Linked DNA regions of Homo sapiens: region 2 is linked to region 1. A link is a contact called in ENCODE Hi-C or POLR2A ChIA-PET data. All regions are on one chromosome and are shown on one strand. The core of a region is the stretch at or near the end of the contact, and the rest is flanking DNA. Distances in the headings are between cores, read along the strand shown.

Region 1 (6,128 bases), core at 1,273-3,772:
ACATTGTGCACATGTACCCTAGAACTTAAAGTATAATAAAAATGAAAAAGAAAGTGGAGAAAAAAACTTTTAAATGAATGTTACTTTAATGTGATTTTACTTCCCTTGACTCCCTCAACCCTACCATCTATTATTATTATGTTATTCTTCCACAAAACTATTTTTTCAAGAACTAGTTTAGGGATTTTGCATTCAATTCTGTAGTTATACTCAATTCTATATGCTTAATCAGTTTCAATAATCAATTTTAATTCATTTCACCTATACCAATGCTGCCCAATAGAAATATGCAAGCCATATACGTAATTTAATATTTTCTACTAGTTTCACTTTAAAAGTAAAAAGAAACAGATGAAATTAGTTTCAATAAATTTTATTTAATGTGATATATACAAAATCATTTCAACATGTAATCAATATAATAATTTCTAATGAGATAGTTTATATTCTTCTTTTCCAACACCATATTTGAAATCTGGTGTGTGTTTTATACTTAGGATATATTTCAGTTGGGATTCGTCAGTTTTCTAATACCCCCACCACATGGGCGAGTGGCCACTGCGCTGGTCATCCCAGGCCCACACTCAGGCTTTCCTTAGGCTTAGGTTTGGAAGAATATAAGAACAATCTTTTTTTGAGCTCTTGCATTATCTGGATGTGTCTTCCACTGTTTTTATGTATGAAATGACAATCTAGCTAAATAGTAAGAATCTTGGGTCAGTTTCTTTCTCTCCAAATGTTGAAGCAACTGTTCCTTTTTCTTCTGGCATTTAGGGCCACAGAGAAGTCTACAGCAAATCTGACTTTGGTTCTTTTCAAAAGAACCTATTTTTTCTTGATGTACAATATACTTGTAGGATTGTTTTTGGTTGTTCCCCCCACCAAAAAAAACAAAAACAAACCGAAAAAAACACCTGATCTCAACAATACTGCCAATATTGTGAGTTTCCTTTTTACCTGGCACATGAAAGCCCTTTTCAAGTGCAGACTCATAGAAGGTCAAGCTTCACGCTCTTTACGAAAAGTACAAAGCACCTCTAAAAAACAGACTTTCAATGTCGCATTAACTGAGATCAGAAAGCTAGTAAACTTCGTTCTTATCACATTTTACTCAGAAATCTATATTACTGTCCAAACGACAAATGTCCAAATTGTGGCAGAAAACCACATTACAAGAGAACTATGCCCGCTCCCTAGCACTCAGAGGCCTCGTGATGGGCTTAAAGCACCCCCTGGTGTTAGCATGGGGCTCACCAGAGGCTACAGCATGAAAAATGTCCGTAATTCCCCTAAATGCACATAGCTTCGTTTTTCACCTCTGGCAAGTGCTTCCCCACATTTTATCATTCATTCCCTTCCACTTCCCCCTTTCTCTTCTAACTTCTGTTCAACTGGCGATGAAATTCATCTCTTCAACAGTTGATGACATGCACTTAACGTCCACTGCTATGCTAGCCACGAGAGGGAGATGAGAGGCACTGGTCTTCACCTTATGAGATGCCCATTCCAGGGGAAAGTCAGTAACTGATCTTCCCTCCTGAGCCATTTGGTCCTGAAGCCATGAAGTGGGCAATGCCAGGGAAGCATGTACACTAGGCTGGGGGTGGGAGAGCCCGGGGTAGGGAGAATGGAGGCAGGAGCCCAGCACAGGAGGGAGAGGGCACCCACACGGCCAGGGAGACCAGGTAGGGAGGGCACAGACATTTGCACACACACATGTACACACACATACACAGACATGCACATACACATATATCACAGACATAGCCATGCATATATACACATGTACACATGCATGCAGACATGCACACGTATACATGTATACACTCAGACACGCACACATACGCATACACAGACATGCACAATACAGACATAAACATACACACATGCACACACAGACACAGACATTCACATAGACATGCACACACATATATACACATGCACACTTACAGACACACATACACGTTCACATATATACACACATACATACAGACATGCACACACGCATATATAACAAACACAGACACATACATTTTCCCCCTCTAGCTCTGTTCACTGAGATGACCTGAGAGCTGAACCTCCAAAAGTGGCAAACACTCCATTCTCCAATCAAAGGACCCAGGTCTCCTGGGGAAATGGCTGATTCTGGGGCTGGAGCAGGGAAAGAACAGGATGAGCCAGAAAGCAAGGAACAGCTCAAAGAATGCTGGGCGCAGGCTGAAAGGACACAAAGCCAGCTTGAAGGAGCTCTCCAGAGCCAAATCTGAGGCCATCTGCGCATGAAAATCATGGCAGTAAGAGATTACAGCCCACAGAGTCCAAGTGGAAGGCACAAGCCCATAATGATACAAACAAATGATTAAACTTAGTGAAGCACAGGGTACTTCGATTGTACAAAGTACTTCCTCCAAAATGCTAGTAATTACAAAGAGAAAAGGAGCGGCTTGACTGCAGAGAAGCTGGCAGACAGCATCCACATCGAGAGGCCACGGAGAGCGTCTGCAGTCAGGAACAATCTGAAACCTTGAACCACTCAGCAAGACGCAGCAAAGGCAGCACAGCCTCGTTTCTGGAAGGTTTCGGCCCAGGATGCAAAGTCTGACTCTAATCACAAGGAAACACCACACAAACCCAAACCGGGGGCCAGTCAGGAAAATAGCTGTACTGTTCAAAACTGTCAAGGCCAAATCAAGGGAAGAGCACAGACTGTTTGAGACTGAAAGAAACTTACAAAACACCTAACTCATTCTGGACTGGATGCTTCTGCAACAAAAAGCAGCAGAGCCAGAAAGCTCCCGCATGGAAGACAGTGGAACGCGCTCCACTTTTAATATCACTACCATTAATCTCTGAAGGCTCTGAAGTTCCCAAAAGTGTCTTTCACAAGTGAATGCTTTGCCTGCTTCTAAACCCGCTTTTCTTAGAAAGCTAATTTCAAAATTGTTAAAAATATATATTTACTTTAATTGCTTGGTTATTACTATTAAAATAACAGCATTATTTTCTATCATTTTTTACTGTAAATGAACTCTACTTGTACAAAGTACTTTTATTGTAGTACAATAAAAGCTTTGTTAAGCTACCTAGAAACCCAGTCAGAACCCAAAATACTAATATACAGAAATTACTCCCAAGTTTTAAAAACTAACATGGTGCATCATGTAAGAGTATAGACACAGTGTATTTTATTTACAAAGTATTTATCAATGGCCAGGCGCAGTGGCTCACGCTTGTAATCCCAGCACTTTGGGAGGCCGAGGCGGGTGGATCGCCTGAGGTCAGGAGTTCAAGACCAACCTGGCCAACATGGTGAAACTCTGTCTCTACTAAAAATAAAAAAAAATTAGCTGGACATGGTGGCAGGCGCCTGTAATCTCAGCTACTAGGAAGGCTGAGGCAGGAAAATCACTTGAACCTGGGAGGCAGAGGGTGCAGTGAGCCGAGATCACGCCATTGCACTCCAGCCTGGGCAACAAGAGTGAAACTCCGTCTCAAAAAAAAATTATTAATAACAATATCTAAAATAAATGTATTTCTACTTTATTTTCATTTTTTTTCTTTAAGGGATTTAAGAATATTCCTGAAAATATAAAACTTACATAGAGCAAAGCCTGGTATAATACAAGCCCTTCACTAAGTGAATGTCAGTCCTGCCCTCTGTGACAAGTATTGTAAGTATTATCAAGAGGCTTTATTAGTTTAAAAGGGGTCACATCTGGGGATGGAGGAAGTCTACTGGCCAGAAGAAACCGTACGGAGATTTCAATCAGAAAAACCTTAATAACAGTCCAATATGAAAAATTATATATGCATCACTGCTATAAATAGGAAATCGAAGCATTTTAATGCCAAGAATCTTAGTGTTTCTTTACTCTAAAATATCCCCTATAATCCATACCCTGGAGAAAAGTAATAAAGTTGTGCCATTGTTTCGTCCATTTCAGCCCTCCTGAGCCTGCTTTACCCACATTAAATTAAAAACTCAATAAAACCTAATTCATTCAGCCAAGTCCTGTTCCTCTAGTGATAGCTCTTCACTGGAAGCTGCTTTTCAGGTCAGAAACAGACAGCAAGGAATAATAGATGGGAACTAGAAAAATACATGTGTGTCTCACAACAGTAAGCACAAGTGAATATGTTTTGGAAAGGACAAAAATACTAACTAACACTTTTTAAAAACACAAATTTCCCTTTTTTTTTTCAAAGGGAAGCTGAAGAAATATGGAATTTAAGGATTAAAATAATTCTCGAAATAAGTTGCTCCAAAAAAAGCAGCTCAACGCGCCCACCCCGCACTGAGACAGGGAGGCACAGGCTCCGGGCCTGGGGCATGCTGGAGCCGCGGTGCTGCTCCCTCCTGTGGTCAGAACCTGTACTTTGGGGCTAGATAAGAGTTTGGATCCAGGCTCTGGAGTGCAAGGCCTTGGGCAAGGGACTGAGACTCTCCTAAGCCTCAATTTCCTCAGCAGTGAGTTGTGGTGCAGGTGCAGGAGGCCATGCGTGGGAAGCCCTGCACAGAGAGGGCTCGGTGGCGCAGGCTCTCGGTCCCACCGCGGTCTCTCCCGTGTCCCACAGTCTCTCTGAGAAAGCTCAGTCCCACGAGGAGCAAGAGCTGTCACAGCCACCACCACATGCTAAGGGGACCCCAGCCCATGCTGAGCGTGCACCAAAGGCCCAAGCCCACTCGCTCAGCTAGGTCGTTTCTAAACCATTCCTTTCAAGGCCTAATGACTAACAGATTTTAACAATTTCATGATGTCTCACTGGGTAGCTTCTGAAGTCTTCACACCTCTTCAAACTAGTGAGATCCACATCTTCAGTCTTCTGTTGCAGGGCGCTGAGGCTTCTGAAACTTGTGCCACATCCCCTTTGATTTCTCTACTTACTGCTCTCCAGATACCTCCTACACTTCTCTCCACTGAGCTGGGGCATTGTTTAGTAGTCAATGTGACTAAATTCTATTTAATTCTAATCCTTATCCACTAATTTTCTTTTTTTTTTTTTTTTTTTTTTTTTTGAGACAGAGTCTTGCTTTGTCACCCAGGCTGGAGTGCAGTGGTGCGATCTCGGCTCACTGCAACTTCTGCCTCCCAGGTTCAAGCGATTCTCCTGCCTCAGCCTCCTGAGTAGCTGGGATTACAGGCACGTGCCACCACGCCCGGCTAATTTTTGTGTATATTTAGTAGAGATGGGGTTTCACCTTGTTAGCCAGGATGGTCTCAATCTCCCGACTTCGTGATCTGCCCGCCTCGGCCTCCCAAAGGGCTGGGATTACAGGTGTGAGCCACCACACCCAGCCTCCACTAATTTTCATCCTGGGGCTAACACAACATCATTCCCTCATATATCCATTAATGTGTCACAGTGAGTATATTTAAACACCAGGGTCTACACTACTTAGAAACTGAATTGACATCCAAGGCAGGCTGTCAAAACCAATCAAAAATAAAGATTTTTTTTTATGCAAAGCACAGAAAAGGGTACTGGTGAAATTAAGACCAGAAATAACCTATCAGGCCACAACTGACTAAAATCTAAAAAACCGAGGACATAATATGAATTTCAGTGACATTTTCAGTAAAAATAAAATCTTTATTGATTATATTATCATTCACTGAGTAATCATGAACCAGAAGATAATGGGCATATCAATTTGGAAATGTTTGTGACAATACAGCTAAACACATTTTTATAATACAGTTTTCTTAAGTCATTTATATGTGTATCTATTTTTTTTTCAGGTAAAGAACTCATATTTTATCCTTATCATGAACTTTATTTGTCTATAGAGAAAAGGCCTATCTCCTCCTAATTATCTTTATAAAGTTCATATACATGTAATATTTTAATGGCTTCCAAATCATTTTTGTGGTCTATAATACACCCATGGCATATGTTTATAAATATTTTAAATGATATAGCTGGTGCCTGATTTTTCTTTTTTTGAGATGGAGTCTTGCTTTGTCGCCCAGGCTGGAGTGCAGTGGCGCGCGCGATCTCTGCTCACTGCAAGCTCCGCCTCCCAGGTTCACGCCATTCTCCTGCCTCAGCCTCCCGAGTAGCTGGGACTACAGGCGCCTGCCACCCCTTTGTATTTCTGGTAGAGATGGGATTTCACCATATTAGCC
Region 2 (6,268 bases), core at 3,718-6,217, 190 kb before region 1:
GCCCCATTTGCTGCTTCTAGGGAGGTGAAGGCCGTCTCTCCACCTACATCAGCTGGTGGGGGAGCCCCCGGGTGACCTCACCTTGCCCAGACCACCCATCCGCCACTGCTTCCCTCAACCTTCTTCCTTAAGAATGGTGAGATGGCTCAACTGGAATGTTCCGCATGAAAAGAGACACTTCATGATCGCTTCCACTCGCGTTACTCCCCTTTCCCTTTAAAACAGTTCAACATTGCCTGGGTTTTATGTGTAAGTGGATCCGAAGACCACCCACGTGTTGGGAAGCTGAGGTTGCCAGAAACATTCCCCGATTTCCAATATCTCCCTTCCTGGAGCTGAGAGCTTCATCTCACTACTGGCGGCTTAGTGTTTTGCACAGAGGTATGAGTTCTCAAACAGTTTTAAGCAAGAGAGCCATTTGTGAAATAAAATTTTACACAGCAATGTGATTTCTGAAAAGGGGTGGGGGGCCCCCTCGTCAGTCCCCAGTGTGTCGCTCCATCTGTCCATGGAGTCCCACGACATGCCAAGCACCGCACAAGTCCCTGAGGACAAAATATCTGAGACCATCTCATCTTGCACTCAGAGCATTGACAGACTCCAGCAGGAAAGATGCTGCAGCAAACAGAAAACTTTGATTCGCTGAAATGAGATGTGACGAAGAAGAAACAATGAGGAGAGATGGGGTGTACTTCTGACCAACTACACTGTAAATAAGTCAAATTAATGCGACTCCAAAACCTTAACTAAATAATTCTGAAGATGAAAGAAGAAAGGGATAAGAATAATTCTACATTTTTGGAAAGAGGGGCAGTGGAGGAGGCTTGCCTTTGGGGATATTAAAACAAGTGAGAAAGCAATCAAAACAGGAACTTCATGGTGCAGCCGATGACAGGTAGAGGATGCCCCTGAAAAAGACGCTTCTAGCAAAGGCTGAACACGTGGACAAAGTTGTGTTACGGACGATTAGACTGAGGATGGAATTTTCAATTAATAATGCTTAAAAGAGTGACTCCTTGGGAAAAAAATCAAGTTAAGAGTGTCACTCCAAACCATATCCCAAAGTAAATTCCAAATAGATTGACAAGCTGAACGTTGAAAAGAAGCCATAAAATCTTTCAAAGAAAATAGAGGTGAACGTTTAACTGACTTTATAGTAAGCTGGGTAAGATCTTTTAAAGTACTCTATTGTCTTAGAGCATCTTCTGCTGCTATAACAGAGTACCTGAGGCTGGGGAATTTATTAAGAAAAGGCATTTGTTTCTGCCAGTTCTGGAAGCTGGGAGGCCTCAGGTTCAGGAGCCGCATCCGATGGGCTTCTGGCCAGGGCCTCGTACTGCATCAGAGCGTGGCCATTATAACAGCCCCATGCTTGTGGTAACCAACCCCTCCTGTGAGAACCCACTGATCTACCAATCCACGAAGGGATTACCCGCCTCCTAAAGGCCCCGCCTCTCAATACTGTTACCTTGGGGATTCAGTTTCAACGTGAGTTTCAAAAGGAATAAACATATTTCCCTTTGAAACATTTCATAGCAAGTATGAAAACAAATAACAAAGGAAAATTTTATCTAAAATGGGAAAGTATTCATACCTCAAATAATAAAATTAAGCAAATAAGAAGTCAGGAAAAAATACAAGTAACAAAGGTAACAGAGAGTTCATATCCTTACTGTAGGAAGGGTGCTTTAACACAATTATTTTTTAAAGCCAAGCTTTCAGTGGGAAAAAGAGGTAAAGACCTCATAGGCAACTCACAGAAGAAAAAAGTAGAAATGGATGATGAATGTAGAAAGTATATTAAACCACACAAATGCTTTCTTCTTTATACATTGCTATGTTTTCTAAATTGTGTAAATGACCATGTTATTTTCATAATCAGGAAAGAGTACAGCCAGTGTGAATTCATCTAGGTAAAGCTCAAAGCTAATCTTTGGAGCCAGGAGTTCAGGACAGGGTTCACCTCCAGGGGCTGATCGCTGTGAAGGGCGGGAGGGGGCAATCGCGTTCTTTCTAAATCTTGATTTGCTGGAGATCACATGGGTGTGCTCAGTCAGTCAAAATTCATCACAGTATACACTTCTAAAGCGTGTACTCATCTGTATTTGTATATGCTTTGATTTTTAAAGTTTACTTTAGCAAACTCAAAATATGTCTATGGCAAAAGAGATCACAAAAAAGAAACATATATATACGTATATATATGTACATGTACGTGTGTATATATATATATATATATATATAGAGAGAGAGAGAGAGAGAGAGAGAGACAGAGAGAGAGAGAGAGAGAGAGAGAGAGAGACGGAGTCTTGCTCTGTCACCAGGCTGGAGTGCAATGGCGTGATCTCGGCTGACTGCAACCTCCACCTTCCGGGTTCAAGCAATTCTCCTGCCTCAGCCTCCCAAGTAGCTGACAAAAAATATTTTTAACGCAGATGACCAATAAGGTGTTAATGCCTCAAATATACAGTAAGCGTTTATGAACCCACAGGAAAAAGCCAGACAACCAGCAATAAAGTGGGCAAGAGATACGAATGGGCAGAAGTGAGTCAGAGCAAATAAATCCAGCAAACCTGAAAAGATGCCTGAAGTCACGAGCAGCCAGGGAAGGGCATATTTGCACAACAGAGACATCATTACACCCATCAGGCCACATAAAGAATTTTAACGAAAACTGTAACACACTTTGCTGGCAGGGAGATGGAGAAAGGTCTCTAATACACTGCTGAGGGGCGTGTTAAGATCCTGGCCTCTTTAGGAAGCTGCAACTGCTATTAAAATCAAAATGCAAAGACCCTTCAGGTTGAATTCAAGCTAATGGAGAAGCTAAGTAGACAAAGCCGCCTTGCATTTTCAGGGAAACAGTTCTTTTCCTCCTGGTCTTCAAAGTTGTATGAGTTCCACTGTTGGATTTTCCTCATTTCTTCATCCTGGAAGGAGAGGCTGGCCCAGACCAGGGTCCATTCCCTGGTGCTGTCTGAGGACTCGTTCGGTCCTCGGGAGGCCTAGACCCATGCACAGGTCTCCTCTCGGGTCCTCTGGCTCCCATTCTGCCACTCCATCCATCGCATGCACTGCAGCCAGCAGGAGCCCCTGAAAACACATCTCGGATCACGACACCATTTCTCGGTTGCACTTGAATGAAACGTTCCTACCACACTGTCCGGGTCTGTCCCTACCAGCCCTTCCAACCTCCTTTCTCCAAACCCTGAGTGCCCTCCTGGCCCAGCCCTGCCCCTCTGACCTGTTTCAGTTTCTGAGCTGCACCGAACTCTTGTCCGTTTGGTGCCTCCAGTGCTGTCCCTTCCCTTCCTTGGGCGTGGAGAGGCCTCCATGTGTGCTCCCTGTCCCAGGAATATTCCCAGCACTTGCACGGTGGTGATTCATGAGTCTGTCTCCCTCGAAGGCTGGAGCTCAGGAGCTGGGACCCTCCACCTCACCGCCTGCCACGCCCCAACCCCAGCAGTGTCCCGCACGAGGAAGGAGCTGTAAGTACTGATGACTGGCACACTCGGGCCTCCTGCCCTCTGGCAGCTGAAATGTGAATGGCCAGTGTTGTGTGCTGGGAGAGGGAGGGTGGGAGAAAGGAGGCGGCCCCAGCCATCCTGGTGTCTCCTGGAGGTGGCAGTGCAGGCCCAGGACCTCGGGCCTTCCCTCACTGGCCGGGCGTCCTCCCAGTCCCTCCCATGCTGGGTGTCCAGACAACAACCCACAGGCCCAGAGGCCACTCTGGTCTTAGTCTTGGTCCAGGCCAAGCAGGGACTGGACCTGCTTGGTGAGGACTGTGGAGAGGACTGTGACCTCTCCATCCATCTGTTTCTGAACCTAAAAAATGGCCAAAGGGGAGGAAGAGGAGGACGATGGCCCCCAGGGCCAGCTCCACAGGTGTGAGGCCTGGGCAGACTCATAGGGCCCGGCTGAGCCCACAGGGACCCCACGCTCTGTTCAAGGCCTGGCCATCGCTGCCTTGGAAGTCTGAAGGCCTTCTGAACTGGGGGCCTCCAATTCCATTTCACCCTGGGCCCCATAAACAGCACACCCAGGCCTGAGAGCGCCTATGCAAGAGAGCTGTGGGCTGAGGGCTGAGGGCTAAGGCGCTGGCTGCCAGGCTGCACCAGGCTTGCAGGGACCGCTGGCCTGACTCCTCACAGTCTGAAGACACCTGAGGACTCCTGCGGCCATTGGCCACCCCCGCCGCAGGAGGCAAGTGCTGGAGAAGCTCAGCACCTTTTGCTTCTCTCCCCCACTGCTGTGGAGCCCCCTCTATGTGCTGAGAAAAGCCAGGCCACTCCAGGAACTCACCCTGCAGCTTCCCGTGGACACGTTACAGCTCCTGCCCCTCAAGCTTGGCGGGGGGATTGTAAACCCCTCTCCCCTCCCAGGTGGGCCCTCGCCAGGGCAGCTTTATGACAGGGATGATGGGCCTCGAAGGGGAGAGAACTCTGTTGAATATCAATATCCGGGCTCATTAGGAAGGAGATATTTCAAGAATTATATATGCAAACAGTGAAAAGGCAAATGGTTTTAATAATAACTTATTAAAAGGCCTTTCCCCGGACTGAGAGTCCCATAGCGCATAAAGCCCCCAGCACTTAGCGGGATGGATTTAAGCAGCAGAAGGCACGCGCCGTGCAATTCTCCCCATAGCTCTGCTGACACGGGTCCCGTCTTGGGGGCTCTGGTCTGGTTTGTTTTTCAGCGGCCCAGGAGGCTCGGGTCTGGCTGGGTGCTGGGTTCCCATGGCTGCTTCTGGCTGCAGCTTGAGCCGAAACGTAGACTCCATTCTTCCAGAGCTTTCCGAGGGCACACTATAAACCCAAGCCGGCCCTAGTGAGGCACCTCCTCTTTGTGCCTCAGTCTCCTGCATCTGTGGGTGGGGAGGGGCTGAAGTCATGGGCTCTGAACCTTCTCCACGGTGGGCACCCCCCTCTGTCCGGATCGCTGCCAGCTATGCTTGGATGGGCCCAGGACAGAGGGCAGCAGAGCCGGCCGAACCTGGCACTCAGGCGCCAGCCCCACAAGAGAGCCTCAGTTGAGGGATGAAATCCAAGATTATTTAAATACCTTCTGTTCTAACTTTGAAAAGCAGATGAGAGAAACACTTGAGTTGACCTCTGAAAGTACAGCCTCTAAAAGCGGGCTCTTGAATTCACTTCACCTCATTTCCATCATCCACAACACTTTTTCCGTTGTGTGTTAATAGCTCTTGAGAAAACGAGGTTGGCTCAGCCGGAGGTGGGATGGGCTTCCCTGGAGGACCGGCCATGGGAGGGTAACGGAAACCCACAGGGCACCGGGTGACTGCCTGGGGAGTGGGGTGCAGGGGCAGGACACCAGCCCTGGAGCCCTGGAGGGGCCCAGAAGACCCTCACTCCCTGAGGGAGGCCAGGACTAGAGGCGAGGTAAGGGAAGCCAGTTCCTGGACACAAAGAGGGAGGCCAGGGGAGGAAGGGCCGAGCGCCAGATTGGAGCCCTGGTAGCCGCCAAGGCGATGGAGCTCTGCAGGCGGCAGGTGTGGGCTCAGGGACCTCAGCTGGGCCAGAGAAAGACCCAGTGCAAGAGTCAGGAAGTGCTGTTCTGGGCAGGGCCTTGGACAGCAAAATCCAGCACCCATTCTACAAGGAGAAAATCAAGGGGCAGACAGGCAAGGCACGGCCCCCAATTCTCACGGGCAGTTGGGGCTGAGCTGGGGTCTGCACTCGGTTCCTACACCTCAAGGCAGAGCCCACTCCAGCAGGCCAGTCTGCACAAGGCTGGACCAGTTAAGGAATGCAATGCAAGCAACTGGCTGCTCCCAATGTGAACAGCTTAGTGTGAACTCTGCGCCAAGCTGGACAGGGCAACGCCCAGCCCTATTTAATCGATGTATAATGAAGTCGGGGTCCATCAGTAGGCCCTCGGGGACCCCACCCTGACTTGCCCTTCCAGCCTGACCTCCTTGGGAGTACAGCTCAGCCCCTGACCGCACCCCACACACACCCAGCCCCACGGAGCCACTCCCCTAGGATCTCCCCGACTCCAACCACACTAGACCCAGCCCCGCTTCAGAGTGACCAATTCCCTCCCATTTGCCTGGACCTCAGGGTGGAGAGGGGACTGTTTCCCTGAATGCAGGACTTTCCCTTTTAAAACCAATGAAGTCCCAGTCAAACCAAGATGAGCTAGAGACCCTAGCCCTCTTCTTCCAGCCTCATTCCTTCCTTCACATCCCCACAGCCCAGGCCAGTCTGCCCCTTCGGCGGGGGCCTTTCCCATGCCCCCAGCCTGA

What was found. Hi-C counts contacts between places; a loop is a spot of excess contacts on that map. ChIA-PET counts read pairs that join two places held with the same protein, here RNA polymerase II (POLR2A). Pooled maps may share reads with other maps.
Region 2: a map of HepG2 shows a loop between it and region 1 (9-fold over the local background). The contact joins two enhancer-like sites. A Hi-C loop is called at or near these places in 4 of 168 maps with a recorded cell type or tissue (CD8-positive, alpha-beta T cell, HepG2 and naive thymus-derived CD4-positive, alpha-beta T cell) and 7 of 50 pooled maps. POLR2A ChIA-PET finds 5 or more read pairs at or near these places in 1 of 52 experiments (Panc1).

The regions. Positions count from the first base shown.
Region 1 is chr2:238,366,053-238,372,180 of GRCh38, reverse strand. All of the region lies in intron 15 of TRAF3IP1 (TRAF3 interacting protein 1), which reads right to left. Among named protein-coding and RNA genes, the nearest start is that of TRAF3IP1, 49 kb to the right of the region's middle. RefSeq lists a silencer at 4,550-4,753. Within about 2 kb of position 2,522, at least 3 of the 41 ENCODE cell types and tissues checked have a DNase peak (open chromatin) inside an H3K27ac peak, as active enhancers do.
Region 2 is chr2:238,557,735-238,564,002 of GRCh38, reverse strand. No RefSeq gene overlaps it. Among named protein-coding and RNA genes, the nearest start is that of LINC01107, 5.4 kb to the right of the region's middle. Within about 2 kb of position 4,967, at least 3 of the 41 ENCODE cell types and tissues checked have a DNase peak (open chromatin) inside an H3K27ac peak, as active enhancers do.